2 separate regions of the Homo sapiens genome follow, and region 1 is linked to region 2. Evidence: chromatin contacts called from ENCODE Hi-C or POLR2A ChIA-PET data. All regions are on one chromosome and are shown on one strand. Each heading gives the region's core, a stretch centred on a gene start or an enhancer-like site at or near the end of the contact. The rest is flanking DNA. Distances are from core to core; before and after follow the strand shown.

What was found. Hi-C counts contacts between places; a loop is a spot of excess contacts on that map. ChIA-PET counts read pairs that join two places held with the same protein, here RNA polymerase II (POLR2A). Pooled maps may share reads with other maps.
Region 1: a map of Caco-2 shows a loop between it and region 2 (2.6-fold over the local background). The contact joins the promoter of LIPC here to the enhancer-like site in region 2. A Hi-C loop is called at or near these places in 15 of 168 maps with a recorded cell type or tissue (Caco-2, Calu3, HepG2 and 8 more), 2 of 37 single-sample maps with no recorded cell type and 18 of 50 pooled maps. POLR2A ChIA-PET finds 5 or more read pairs at or near these places in 8 of 52 experiments (A549, AG04449, BJ and 5 more).

Annotation. Positions count from the first base shown.
Region 1 is chr15:58,427,621-58,434,542 of GRCh38, reverse strand. It overlaps LIPC (lipase C, hepatic type), which reads right to left and starts at 2,552. Exons shown (of 9, transcript NM_000236.3): 1 at 2,423-2,552. The coding sequence starts at 2,510. RefSeq lists a silencer at 4,239-4,533 and an enhancer at 4,239-4,533.
Region 2 is chr15:58,328,551-58,335,299 of GRCh38, reverse strand. No RefSeq gene overlaps it. Among named protein-coding and RNA genes, the nearest start is that of LIPC, 100 kb to the left of the region's middle. RefSeq lists enhancers at 2,776-3,070, 2,227-3,426. Within about 2 kb of position 3,024, at least 36 of the 41 ENCODE cell types and tissues checked have a DNase peak (open chromatin) inside an H3K27ac peak, as active enhancers do; they include PC-9, heart left ventricle, heart right ventricle and 1 more, where a contact is called at or near this core.

The DNA of each region.
Region 1 (6,922 bases), core at 1,303-3,802, 100 kb before region 2:
AGCACTGCGGCCTCAGTAGACAGATTGAGGCTGCAGGTACCTCTCCCTGCTCTGCCCTGACCAGCTATGCGACCGCCGGCAAGGCACTTAACTGCCAGCTTACTCAACCATATGGTGAGGATGAGATAAAATGTCCGTGGAGTGCCTGGCACATGCTGGGTGTGCAGCACATTAGTGACTCCATTAGTAAGATGTCATTAATAATAAATACTCAAAAGAAGTAGGCTGGGAGGAGGGGCTAAAGAGGAAGGGTCCTTGAGGGAGTACTTCCTGGTGCTCGATGAGTGACAGTTGAAGCTTGGCATAGATCATGGTTTCTCAGCCTCTGCACTAATAATGTTTTGGGCCAGACAATTCATTGTTGTGAGGGCTGTCCTGTGCATTGTAGGATGTGAAGCAGCTTCCCTGGCCTCTACCCACTAGATGCTGGAAGGGAAGCACTCTCTCCCTGGTCTTAACAACCAAAAACCAAAAATGTCTCCAGACATTGCCAAGTGTCCCCTGGAGGGCAAAATTGCCCCTGTTGAGAACCATTGGTGTAGAAACTTTCCTGACAAGGGCTCCACCACAGGACACCGGCTTCCCTGCGGTTTCCCCAGAAAGACATCATACCAGCCACATGCACACAGATTGGGCTCACTCATTGCAGAAAGAATTCTGCCAAGAGATTCTGCTTCCAAGAGAACAAGAGGCCTCCTGACTTGGATCCTCTTTTCTGAGGAACCCTCTTGCTAATAGTGGCCACTTCTCTCAGCATTTGCACAAACTAGGCCCCGGGGAAAGAAGCAGGCTGATCAGGACAATGAGATTGCTCAAGGAAAATCTGGACAATACCCAGAAGCCTGGGGGAGGCCATCCCTCCCTTCAACCTCTATCTCAGCACTGACAGCTTCCAATTCCCATGGCTCCATTGCAAAAACAGTCCTGGCCAATCCACAGTAGAATGGATAAAGGAAGTGTGGCATGGTCCCGCAGTGGAATGCTACAGCAGTGAGAATGAATGAGCCTCAACTCCACGAAACTGCATGGTTGACTTTCACAAACATAATGTCGAACGAAAGAAGCCAGACGCAAAAGAGCAACTGATGTGTTTCTATTAATGAAAAATCTCCCCAAAGGAAAAAATCATATATGTTAAGGCTCAAGGGGCACACAAGGAAGGCTTTGGGGTACTGGTTCAGTTTGTGAGAACTCATTGAGGATTTATGATAGAGGCCCTTTTCTAGAAGTGTGTTATAAACTTCATTAAAAAGTAAACAAACAAATACAACATTCCGGGGCAAAGGGCAGGAAAGGCCCTTTAGCAAAATCACTATGAACCAAGGGAATAAAGATTACCAGCAATTTTACCTGTATGGCTCTAAATTATTATGTAAGGGTCATTTTTGGATGTGGCTTTATAAATGAGATGATGTGTCAAAAATAATTAGTATAGTGCTTGGCACAGAAAATACTTAGTGAATGGCAATAATTAATACTGCTACTCAGTTATTAACTGGCCTATGAAGTAAAATAGTCAAATACAAAGGAACAGCCTTTTTCTTAAAGGGGAAAAAAGCTTCTGAAATTTTTAGGTACATCCCGTTAGGGAATTTCTAATTCTCAAAGTTGTCGGAGCTCTCTCCAAGGCTAGTCTTAGAGAAAAGAAAAATCTCAGACTCTACCTTAGCGTTACTAGCTCCTGACCAGTAACCAGTACCAAAACAAATTCCCAAACACCTGTCTAGTCTGGCCAAATTGTTCAATTAACTGATCCGTCATTTATTGGTCCACTGCTTAGCCTGGAAGCTGGGCTCCACTCTACTACCTTCCTGATAAGGCATTTGATCTGTCTTTCGCCATCAATCTAGTTTGTGAATTTACAAACAAAACAGGCAGGACGGCTGTTGGATTCTTCAGCCTCAGACTAAAATTTTGGCAGCAAAACAAAGTCTAGAAATTGTGCAATGATATCTCTACTTTAGACCTGACTGGAAATAGAACTCTCATAAATTCCCCTCTCTTCTGAGAGAGGCAGGCAATTAGACAACCCCAACCCGACAGAGCATTTCATTGCAAGCCTGGCTCCCCGGTTGCAAATTAGATGCCACATTAACTCTCAGGAAGATCTGAATCGCTTTCATATCATTTGCCGCTGAATAACTTTTAGCATGACTGTTTCCATATCAGATACGCAAGAGACTTCACTGCTAGCTGCAGGCACTCTTAGAAGACTTTTAATCCGAGGATGATTTTCTAAAATTTCATTTCTGTTTACAAACGGCTACGTGTCCCTGTGAACCTGTGAGGTCGTGTATAGAACCACCTGGCACGCTCTGAAGCAAGCTCTGTCCCATACAGTCAGAAACCCCTGGATTCTTTGTGACACACGTTTTAAAAAGAAAAGTTCATGCCCATCTCTGGAGAAAAGTCAGGCTCTTACCTGGTTTCAGGCTTTGTCCAAGGGCACTTGATTGGATAAAGATGCATAAAACCAACAGAATGGAGAAACACAGGGGACTTGTGTCCATTTCTCCGTTTCACCCGGGGTCCAGGCTTTCTTGGTAATTTCTGAAGCCAAAGAGACCACAATGCCTATTAGATACTTTGTTAGGGAAGACTGCCCATTAATAATTAACCTCTCAACATGTTATCCACTGTTCAGACCCTTTCTTTACTGCCCCCAACTGCAAATCTAATTATATCTATTTTAAAAAGGTCGATTTACAGAAGTGCTTCTTATCCTGACACATTTTGAGAATAAAATACCTTGTTATGTATTCTTACCTTTTGGGGCCAAGGTCAGAGTTCCAAATTAATCAACTTAAAGCTACTGTGTTGTGTTTGGAAATTCTGCCAAAGGTCGGGGTAGGTGGCTTCCACGTGGCTGCCTAAGCCTCCCTGTGACAGCGCTGCAAGGGGGATGCTGGCTCAGGAAAGTGGTGTTTCAAATTGCAGCCTAAGCCCAAAGAAAAAGAAAAGGGCCCTGCCACGCAGAGAGCCCCCAGAGGGTCCAAATTTCTGTTGGGTTCAGTGAAATTGGTGATGCTTGTGGTCAAAGTGTGGTGCAGAAAACCCTTCACCCCCGTGTCAAAAGGAGCTGACGAAGAAGCAAAGATGCCCTTGCCAAGTGACCCATTGAGAGGTGATCCTAGAGTAAACACACTTCTTCCCCCTCTGTGTTCATTAATGTTCCAGCTGTGTAGAGGACTGAAAAGTAAGGCCACTCAGCAAAATCAGGTAGGGAAAAGGCGACCATAGATGGCTTTTGTGATATTTTTGGACCTCTAGTTTTACTTTAACTTTCTTCATTTGTTCAACATTTATATATTTTGGTATGCCTACTAGGTGCCAAGCACTGTTGCAGGCACGTGGGGTATACAAGTCCTTATGTATCAGTGGAGGTTCTTACCTTCTGGAGTTGGATAACGGACAGTAGACATAATAAAGAAGAGATTTCTGGCCAGGAGCGGTGGCTCACTCCTGTAATCACAGCACTTTGGGAGGCGAGGAGGGCGGATCACGAGGTCAGGAGTTCGAGACCAGCCTGACCAACATGGTGAAACCCCATCTGTACTAAAAATACAAAAGTTAGCTGGGCGTGGAGGTGAGTGCCTGTAATCCCAGCTACTCAGGAAGCTGAGGCAGGAGAATCGCTTGAACCTGGGAGGCGGAGGTTGCAGTGAACTGAGATCGCGCCATTGTACTCCAGCCTGGGCGACACAGAGAGACTCCGTCTCAAAAAAAAAAAAAAAAAAATTAGGTAGACTGGTAGAATGTAATGGGAACCACTACAAGAAAAGCAGGGGGTTGGGGAGAAGGTAGGGATTTTAAGCAGAGTGGTTAGAGTGAATTGCATTGGGAAGTTAAACTTTCAGCAAAGGTTTGAAGGAAGTGAAGGAGTTGCCCCTGTGGACGTCTTGGGGAGGAGAGCTTCGGGCAGTCTGTGCAAAGGCCCTGAGGTAGGAGTATGCCTGGTGTGCTCCAGGAATAGCAAGGAGGCCAATGAATGGGGAGACATTGTAAGGACTTTGACTTTTATGCATTGACACATGGGGGGCGACTCTGAGCAGAAGGGTGATATGATTTGTATTATAGTTTTAAAATATCACTCTGGTTTGCAAGTGAGCCAGGGTGCAGTGGGGAGATCTGTTAGAAGGCTATTACAGTGGCCCAGTGAGAGGTGATGGTGGCGTGGCCCAGCATGGTAAAGGGCAACTGCGGAGTGGTGGATGGGTGGTGGATATATTTTGAAGGTAGAGCCCACAGGATTTTCTGACTGCTGAGTTGTGAGATGTGGGAGAAAGAGAGGAGTTAAGGATGACTTCCAGGTTTTTTGGCTTGAACAAGCAGATTAATGGGGTTGCTGTCAGCTGAGAAGGGGAAGCTGTGAGTGAAGCAGGTCTGTTGGGGGAAGATTAGAGATTCAGCCTTGGCCACGTGGGGCTTTGAGATGGCTCTTAGACATCCAAGTGGAAACGTTAAGCGGGCAAAATTAGATAACATGGTAATTATTGCCTGGACGAGCCTCATTCAAAGGGCCTTCTGAAGCCACCACCAGACTTGGACGATCTTGACCCAGTCTAAAGCTGTGTTCTGTCCTATGACTGTACCTTCCTCCCAAGCCCCGAAGCTTGCGGACCATCCCGTCAGATATACAATTTCTTTTTCTTTTTCTTTTTTTTTTTTGAGATGGAATCTTGCTCTGTCGCCCAGGCTGGAGTGCAGTGGCGCGATCTCGGTTCACTGCAACTTCCACCTCCCAGGTTCAAGCGATTCTAGTGCTTCAGCCTTCAGAGTAGGTGGGACTACAGGTGCCCACCACCATGCCTGGCTAATTTTTGTATTTTTAGTAGAGACGGGGTTTTACCATGTTGGTCAGGCTGGTCTCTAACTCCTGACCTTGTGATCCACCCACCTCGGCCTCCCAAAGTGCTGGGATTACAGGCGTGAGTCACCGTGCCCATCAGATATACAATTTCTGAGCAAGGACTTCTGCCTTGGATACTTGGCTGGCTCCTGCACAGTTAAGCAGAATCTGAAAGTTCCACTTTTTTTCCTATAAAGCTGGCACGTAAGACCAGCTGGCTACCCATCTCGGGCTCCTCTCCCCTGTGCCCACCCTCATCTCCTCTCCTCTGGGTACTGCCAGTAACCACCGCCACTCCCCATTTTATTCGGGACACAAACTCATCAAAAGACACCAGTGAATCCAAGTGCCTCTGAAATACCAACCGTGTGCCCCCACCCGCCCCCCAAATTTCTGCAGAGTACACTTTCTTACCACTTTCTACGTGGTAAGAACACTTTCAACATGGGAAGAAGCCTTCAAGATTGTTTCTAGCTCTTGTAGTTCCTTTACTTGCACCACCCCAAATTCCTCTAACATCATCTCATGCCAACTCAAATTCTATAAGGCTCTCCTGGAAAATGACAAGGAGGAGTGGGTACCTGTCCCCTTTCAGGGTGTTGTCTGCTTTCACCTCTACCTAAGCTCTTCCAGCCTGCCCCATCACCGGGTCTGACCTTCCAGTGGTGGTTTTAATGCACAAGCTCTGTTGTGTTTTCTTGAAGCTGACCAGGGAGGCTACTGGCAGGGAAGAGGGGAGGACTTCACAGAGTATGAGATTTCCTGAACTGGGGGGGTCCTAGGCCTATCTACTTGCTGTATATAATATTATATAACCTTAATGAGTTCAATCTCCTCACCTATAAAATGGGGACAACATGTATCTGAGATAATATTTTGAGATATCAACTTATTTTTCTCCCAAACTGTCTCCCTTCCACTTAAGAGGGGCAAAGTAGAGAGAAGGCTACAAATCTTTTGTCTTCCAAAAATATAGGACCTTAGGGCAAGTGAATTTTATTTTATTTTATATTATTTTATTTTATTTATTTTAGAGACAGGGTCTTCCTATGTTGCCCAGGCTGGCCATAAACTCCTGGGCTCAAGTGATCCTCCTGCCTTGGCCTCCCAAAGTGTGGGCAGGTGAATTCTAGCCAACAAAGAAAAGCAAAAGACTAACATTTCTTGAGGGGATGTGAAGGGAGAAGGAACCCCTCACCTTGCCATCACTAGAAAGACATTCTCTTGGGCTTTGCAGGTGGTGTGGAAGGGGGAGGTTTGTCTATGGGTCTGAGAGCAGAGGGGACAGTACCTTGCTTCCCAGAAATCCTGCTGGAAGAGAAGAACCCAGGGAGGAAATGGCTGTGTTGGCACATGGGCAAAAGATATACCTGGCTTGATGTAGGGTGGGAGAGCAGTGAGTCTCTGGGGCCAGCAGGTCATGTTGATGGGAGGATGGGCCCCTCAGTGGCCACCAATGTGGACTGATGACAGAGGACTAGGTCACACTCCCCTGACCCCATGCCTGGCTATTGTATTTGTCCAGAACTATGGCATAACTACTGGGGTTGGGGGTGGGGTGGGGAGAAGAAATCCAGAAGGCCTGAAAATAGGGGTTAAGAGTCAGGAATTTAGATGGGTTACAGAGAATAGAGAAATTTATTGCACATCAGAATCTCTGGACTGAAATTAATACCTCTAGGAAAAGAGGTATGCCATGAATATTAGAGATTTGTGTGTAAGGTGTCAAGCCAAGTGCCTGGTTCATAGTAGAGGGTCAATAAATTATAATGACCTATTTTGTGGGCAATATACTTAGTGGTCAAGGGTCCATGCTTTGAGGCTGGGTGCAGTGGGCAGTGGCTCACACTTGTAATCCCAGTGCTTTGGGAGGCTGAGGCAGGAGGATCACTTGAGGCCAGGAGTTTGCGACTAGCTTGGGTAACATAGCAAGACCCCATCTATATAAACATAAAAACCAAAAAATTAGCCTGGTATGGTGGCACACACCTGTAGTCCTAGGTACTTGGGAGGCTGAGGCAGGGATATTACTTGAACCCAGGAGGTGGAGGCTGCAGTGAGCTATGATCACAC
Region 2 (6,749 bases), core at 1,775-4,274:
CTGACACTGATAACTGAAAATAAGCATTTTTTTTTTCTTTTTCTTTTGGGATTTCAAGTACAGAAAGACAAAGATAAAATGAACTAATAATCTAGCCCTTTCATAAAAACAAAACCACTTAGATTAGCAATTATGCCAATTTGGGTCCTCTGAGAAGCAGATGCCAAGACAAGGTTGATTTTGCTAGAGACGTGTTGGGAGAAAAGACTGTGAAGGATAAGGGGGTAGAAACAGGAGATGGCAGACAGCCTTCAGACCATGTGTGCTGACCTGCCACCTGTGAAAGGAGAGAGGGAAGGAAGAACTGGGCAGAGCTCCTCGGACTGCAGCACATTCCTCAGAGAATCCTGGCCAGGTCCACAGGAGTCCCTGAATGCAAAGGCTGCTTGTTGCAGGCAGCCTATGTCCAGCAGGAAGGGGCTAGCACTTGTTCCCACCACAAGCAGCCCAGGGGAGGTGTGGCCTTGATACCAATAGGGAGGCAGGCCCCAAGGATGCTAACTGGGGCTGGCAGTCAACTCTGCTCCCTTTGGCATTTCCTCTTGGAAGAGAGCTAAATGGTGCACTGCCACACCATCAGAGAAATATTGATCTCCAATATTGGATATTGTTTCAGATTTGAGGTTAAATTTACAAGCCCATATGTCCTTGTGTTTTTCTCCACACTATGTGATTTGGTGAAGAAACTGGGTACTTATGTAAACCAATGTACTGACCAGAGTCACAACACCAGATTCTATTAGTCTTGGCTCTGCCACTCTCTAGACACTTCACTTACTTCAGCCTCAGTTTGTTATGGATAATGATATCCACCTTGTGAGGTTGTTGTGATCATTAAAAAGGATAACATGTGAGACAGTGTTTCACAAAGGTAAGATTGTTTGACCACTTTGTTCATATCCTGATGGTCCCACCTGATTTCTGGAATGCTAAAGAATTTCAAAGGCAGGTAATGCCATGTTGAATTTTCTCAGCTATCAGAAAAATTTGGCTTGAAAATCATATCTACCTATGAAAAGTCGTCTGAAACTCATTCTAGTTGATCCCGTTCGCACAACATTCAGGGCTTTCTTGCAGTTATTTCCTCTTACAGCACTTCCTGCAGACATTTCCAAGGAGGAATCCTTCACTCCACTCCAGTCTCTGCTCAATCGATGTCTCCTCCTAGGCCTGCCTTCGCCAATAGCAGCTCCATCACCTTTTGCCCTCTCCTTGCTTTGTTTTCCTTCATAGTACATATAAGTTCTCGATATTATAATGTTTAACTATTAGTTGATGGTAGTCTTCCTTATTAAAACATAAGCTTCATGAGGGTAGGGCTTCCTCTGTTTCATTCACTGTTATATCCTTTAGAATGCTACCTGGTGTCGGGTAAGGAATTGACTTTTTTTAACTGAATGAAATTCACATGTGGTTTCCAAAAGGAATGAAATGGCAAATGAGGAATTTTTCATGAATATCCTGGTCTACCTTAATGGTAAGTGGGAGAGGAAGAAAGACGCTAATTATAGAATACCTCAGATGGGTTCAGCCTCTTCCTCAGTCAGACCTTTCACCGGAATTGCTGGCAAGAAGCAAATGGACAGGTTTGGCACTCATCATTCTTCCTTACTCAATTTCTCTAGGGGAGGTGGGCAAGGGTTTTGTAAAGACTCATGGTAATCATGTGGTAACACAAAACTGAGTAAGAGCCCTGTCTAGCCCACCAGTGGGACACTCAGCCTTTGAGGGTCAAGAATGGTTTTGTCTGTTTTAGCTTGTCCTGTAAGTCATGAGCAAAGACACAAGTTGTGGTGCAAAGAAGAGAAAATACTTGCTTTATTTTGACCTAAAGGGCAAAACTGGCATCACAGAATGGCTGACGCCTACTGCTTAGGTCTATCCTGCAAAAAAGGGGCTATCACTGAGGGAGGAAGAGTTGTTCATCCTTCTCAGCATTCAAGCTGAGGGTAGTGTCAATCTAGAAATGTTGTAGAGGTGGTTACTGGCTGAGTGTAGGGGGTTCAGACTAGGGGAACTTTGTAGTCCTTTCTCATTTACTGATTCTATGAATTTGAGTCATCTCTGAGCTAACAAATTGTTTACTTAGAAAGTCAACAGAGAGAAAAAGGGACATGGGATCATCAAGCACCCAGATGGAATGCAATAAACTCTCATACTGGTTTATTTAAGACAACTTCCTCTTGTCTTAGCCAAGAAATAATCTGTGGATCATCCTCAGTTTGTAACTGCCTTCAGAGTGATCTATGTTTTCTGGGAGAGAGAAAGCTTAACCCCAATCCCCCAGGACTGCAGGGATCCCTGCAGGTAGAGGGGGGACAGTCTGCCAAACACAGAACCCCTCTGAGAGAAGAACAAAGGGCAGAGCTGAAATTCCAGCAGTCATCTCTCCTTAAAGGTTGCCCTTGTTGCCTCCATTCATGGAGGAGAGAGTTGGCCCCATTCACTCAGCAGCACAAGTCTGATTCTCCTGATAGTGTGGTGAGTAGACAGTGCAGAGGGCCTGGGAGACAGAAGACCCAGGTTCTATTCCCAGTTCCACCTCTAATTCACTTTATGACCTTGGTCATGTTGCTTGACCTCTCTGGGCCTCAAATTCTTTTCCAGAAAATGAGAAGATTGATTTAAATGATCTCTAAGGCTCCTTTGTGTGTATGTGAAAATATGACTGGGGGATTCAGGGAAGGCTGGGTACTTGTTCCCTTTTAGAGCTGTCTCTGAAACGCAGCTTAGCATTTGGCACTGGGGGTGGGAAACAAAACAGAGAATCAGCCTTGAGATGTGACAGACCTGTGGGCTGCCTGTCCTGTCTCCTTCACAGGGCTCTGGGGCGTCTCACATTTCCTAGAGTGTAGCTGCCTCATGGAAGAGGGCAGAAGGCCTGGTGACAAAGCAGCAGATCTTGTCAGCTGACTCCCCTGCCTTCCATCCCCCCACTGACCTCGGAGTGGTGAGTCACGCTTCGTCACCCAGGGTTACTGGCAGCAGGCCCCACACAACTTCTTCAGCTTGTCAACACCCAGGATAGAATAAATCATCAGAGACCCATTTTTAGCCAAGAGTGAAAAATGAAGTCACCAGGAAAAGCAATAGAAGATGCCAATTAGGAATGCAAATAGGAAGCGAGGGTTTGTTGAAGGACAGGGTTATCTTCGCAGGGAGCCAATCCCCGGAAGGCTGCAGGCTTCTGGATTTGCAGTCTGAGTTTGCAGCATCTGGTGAGGAGGGCTCTGGGAAGAGGCCCACAGCTGGGTGGGAGTGACCACAACACTTCCTGCCCTCTTCCACTTTCAAAACCACATCAGCCAGGCTGAGGGATCTTAGCTTCTTCTTGCTCCAGGAAGTGGGTCTTAGAATTATCACATCACAGGGAATTAGGAGGGAGATGCTGAATTCTCTAATCTAGTGACTTTCCTGTCTTTTGTTCTGTTTTATTTTAGGAGCAGGACAAACAGGGAGGGGAGGGTTTGCAGCCTGCAGGCTGAGCCTCCCTCTCTTTTTCTTCCCTACTCTGGGCTAGACTAATTTGTCTCAAAGGCTCTTCCGCTTTTACCATTCTGTAGTTCATTGTCAGATTTCAAAATAACACATTCCAGCAGTGTTGAGCATGTGGGCAAATTCTGATGAAATAATACCATTTCAGTAAAAAGAAAAAAACCCGGTTCTGTCACTTTTATTAGCTATGGGATCATAGTTAAACCTCAATTTCCTTATCTGTAAAATGAAGAAAATAAAAGTACCTATCTCAGAAGGTCTTTGGGAAGATTGAATTAAGATAATAAAGGTCAACTCTTGCTCAACACAGTCCTATCCATAAACATAGGCAATAGTGTTGCTGAATAGAAAATAAAAGCTGGTGGGACCCACGGTCTCCTAGGGAGACAGTAGGAGCCGGGTGCTGCTCCAAAGTCTGGGGGCCCATTCTATGCTCTGTGGGTCTCCTGAAGGGACTCAGTGAATTCTCGGAGGAGACACCTTGCAACACGTTCCTGTGCAAATCCTGCAGGAAATCTAGGGGTTTCTCCCTGGACTTGGTTGGCTTTAACCCCTTCTCCTGGCCTCGTGTATGCCCCACTTCAGGAGGGAGGACAGCTTCAGTAAATGCACTAGGATCCAGAGAGGTAAGTAGCAACTTGTTTATGCAGCCATTCATTTATTCACTCATTCATCCAGCAAAGACTCTGTACCCATCTATACGTGGCAGTGCAGCCAAGGCTGGGAGGATTCAGAGATGACTGAGCCTGGGTCTTTCTCTTAGCAGCTGTGGGGAGGGGCCAGCTTCCTCGGGGCTCAGCTTTTTTCTCAACTCCCACCTTGTCTCCTCCCTCTCCTGCCCATTAGTCTTGGGCTCTGGTGATTTTAACTTGAAAATGACCCTTATATTCATGGGCCTCTTCCTCCTAGGCTGCTACTTGAAACCCCAGAAGTGGGTGAGATTGCCAAAGGACAGAATATCCGGAAAAGAGAATTTACATCAGTGTGAAATCTTGGGAAATGTGTACATATGAAAGAAGGATGTAGAAAAAAAAAAAAAGGCTTTGGAGGGGGCAGGCACTGGTGGATGTCCAGGTGTTACACAGGGGGTGGGGGAGCCCAGCTAAGGCTGCTGGATGATGAGTAGCCTGGGGAGCAGCACACAGGAGCAGGTAGGTTTGTGCTTTTAAGAAAAGCGGACTGTCTAAGCAGGTAGTCAGCCTCAGGCTGCAGATAGGACAGTGGACAGGGTTCGGTGGCCAGAAATTCTCGGGGCTGGATGATTCTCAGAAGTCCAAAGCTGGGGAGCAGCATCAGATTTCAGGCTTCTGCCTCTGGCCAGACCCCAGTCCCGGCAATGAGGCGGAGTTCTGCCAAGAACAAGGCAGTTTCTAGTTCTAAAGTGGTGGAACAGGATAAGGATTCAATTTCCCACACTGGGCATTCGGTTAGGGCCAGCCCAGCAGGGAGGGGGTTGGCCTGCAGGCACAGATCTGGTGGCCTCAGCTGGGGGAGAACAGGTCTGGCAGGGGTTGGGAACTAGGCTGGGCTGATGTTCCCAGAGAAAGGTAAACACAAGGAAGTACGTCTGAGGTAGAATTGATTAACTGGGTTGTTGGGCTAGATTGATTGGAAGATTGTGACCTTTGCCTTTGATATCATCGTGGGCCAACCACAGGGAGTATCTTCTCCTCATTCAGACACAAGTGCATAGACTATAGGCCCATCAAACAATATTTTACAATTGACAGATGTCTATGTCTGTGATTCATCTGGTCCTCATCCCAACCTTGTGCACGAGGAAGGGGACGTCACATTTTCTCCATTTTGCAGATTAAGAAACTGGGTCACAGTCAGAGAGGGGAACTTGCCTGAGAAGGCAGCTGTAGGCCAGGAGCCAGGATGGGCATTCAGGGCCAGGCTCAGGCTACAGTTCCCTGGGGCCTCTCCGGTCTTTTTTTTTATTTTGGCAAAAGGAGGATAGTGGTTGAAGGTAGACTTCAGGTCCTGCCCCTTCCCGACTTGCGTGATCTGGGGCAAGTTGCTTACCCTCTCAAAGCTTCCATTTCCTCATTTTTAAAGCTAATTAATTAATTAGTTAATTAAACACATAAAATTGACATGTAATAATTGTACATATTTATTGGGGACACAGGAGTATTTTGTACATATATACAATGTATACTGATCAAATCAGAGTAATTAGCATATCCATCACCTCAAAGATTATCATTTTTTTGTGTTAGGAACATTCAAAATTCTTTCTTCTAGCTATCTGAAAATACACCATAGATTTTTATTAACTACAGTCACCCTACAGTGCTGTAGAACACCAGAACTTACCCTTCTAACTATCTGTAATTTTGTGTCCATTAACCAAACTTTCCCTATTTTCCCCTTCCTCCTACTCTTCCTACCCTCAGAGAACCACAGTTCTACTTTCTACTTCTATGAGCTCAATGTTTTTAGCTCCCACGTATGAGTGAGAACACATAATATTTATCCTTCTGTGCCTGACATTTTTTCCCTAACATAATGTCCTCCCAGCTCATCCATGTTCCTGTGAATGACGAGATTTCATCCTTCTTTATGGCTGAATAATATCCCATTGTGTGTGTGTGTGTGTGTGTGTGTGTGTGTGTGTGTGTGTGTGTGTGTGTGTATCTCACGTTTTACTTACCTATTTATCTGTTGATGAACACAGTTGATTCCATATATTGGCCACTGTGAATAGTGCTGCAAATAAACAAGAAGGTGCAGATATCTCTTTGATATACAGATTTTCTTTCCTTTGGGTAAAAATCCAGTAGTAGGATTGCTGAATCATACAGTATTTCTATTTTTTAGTTTTTTGAGGCACTTTTGTACTGTTTTCCATAATTGTTGTACTAATTTACATTCTCACCAATAGTGTACAAGACTTCCCTTTTCTCTGCAATCTCACTGACATTTGTTATTTTTTGTCTTTTTCATAGTAGCCATTCTAACTGGGGTGAGATGATATCTCATTGTGGTTTTGATTTGTATTTCTCTGATAATTCGTGATACTAAGCATTTTGTCATATACTTTTTAATTATTTCTATGTCTTCTTTTGATAAATGTGTATTCAGATCCTTAGATGACAGGATCTCCTATATAGAAAAACCTAAGTACTCCACCAAAAGACTCTTAGAACTGATAAGTAAATTCAGTAAAGTTGCAGATAAAAAAATCATTATACAAAAAAAACCAGCATCTCTATACACCTGTAATAAACTAGCTAAAAAGCAATCCC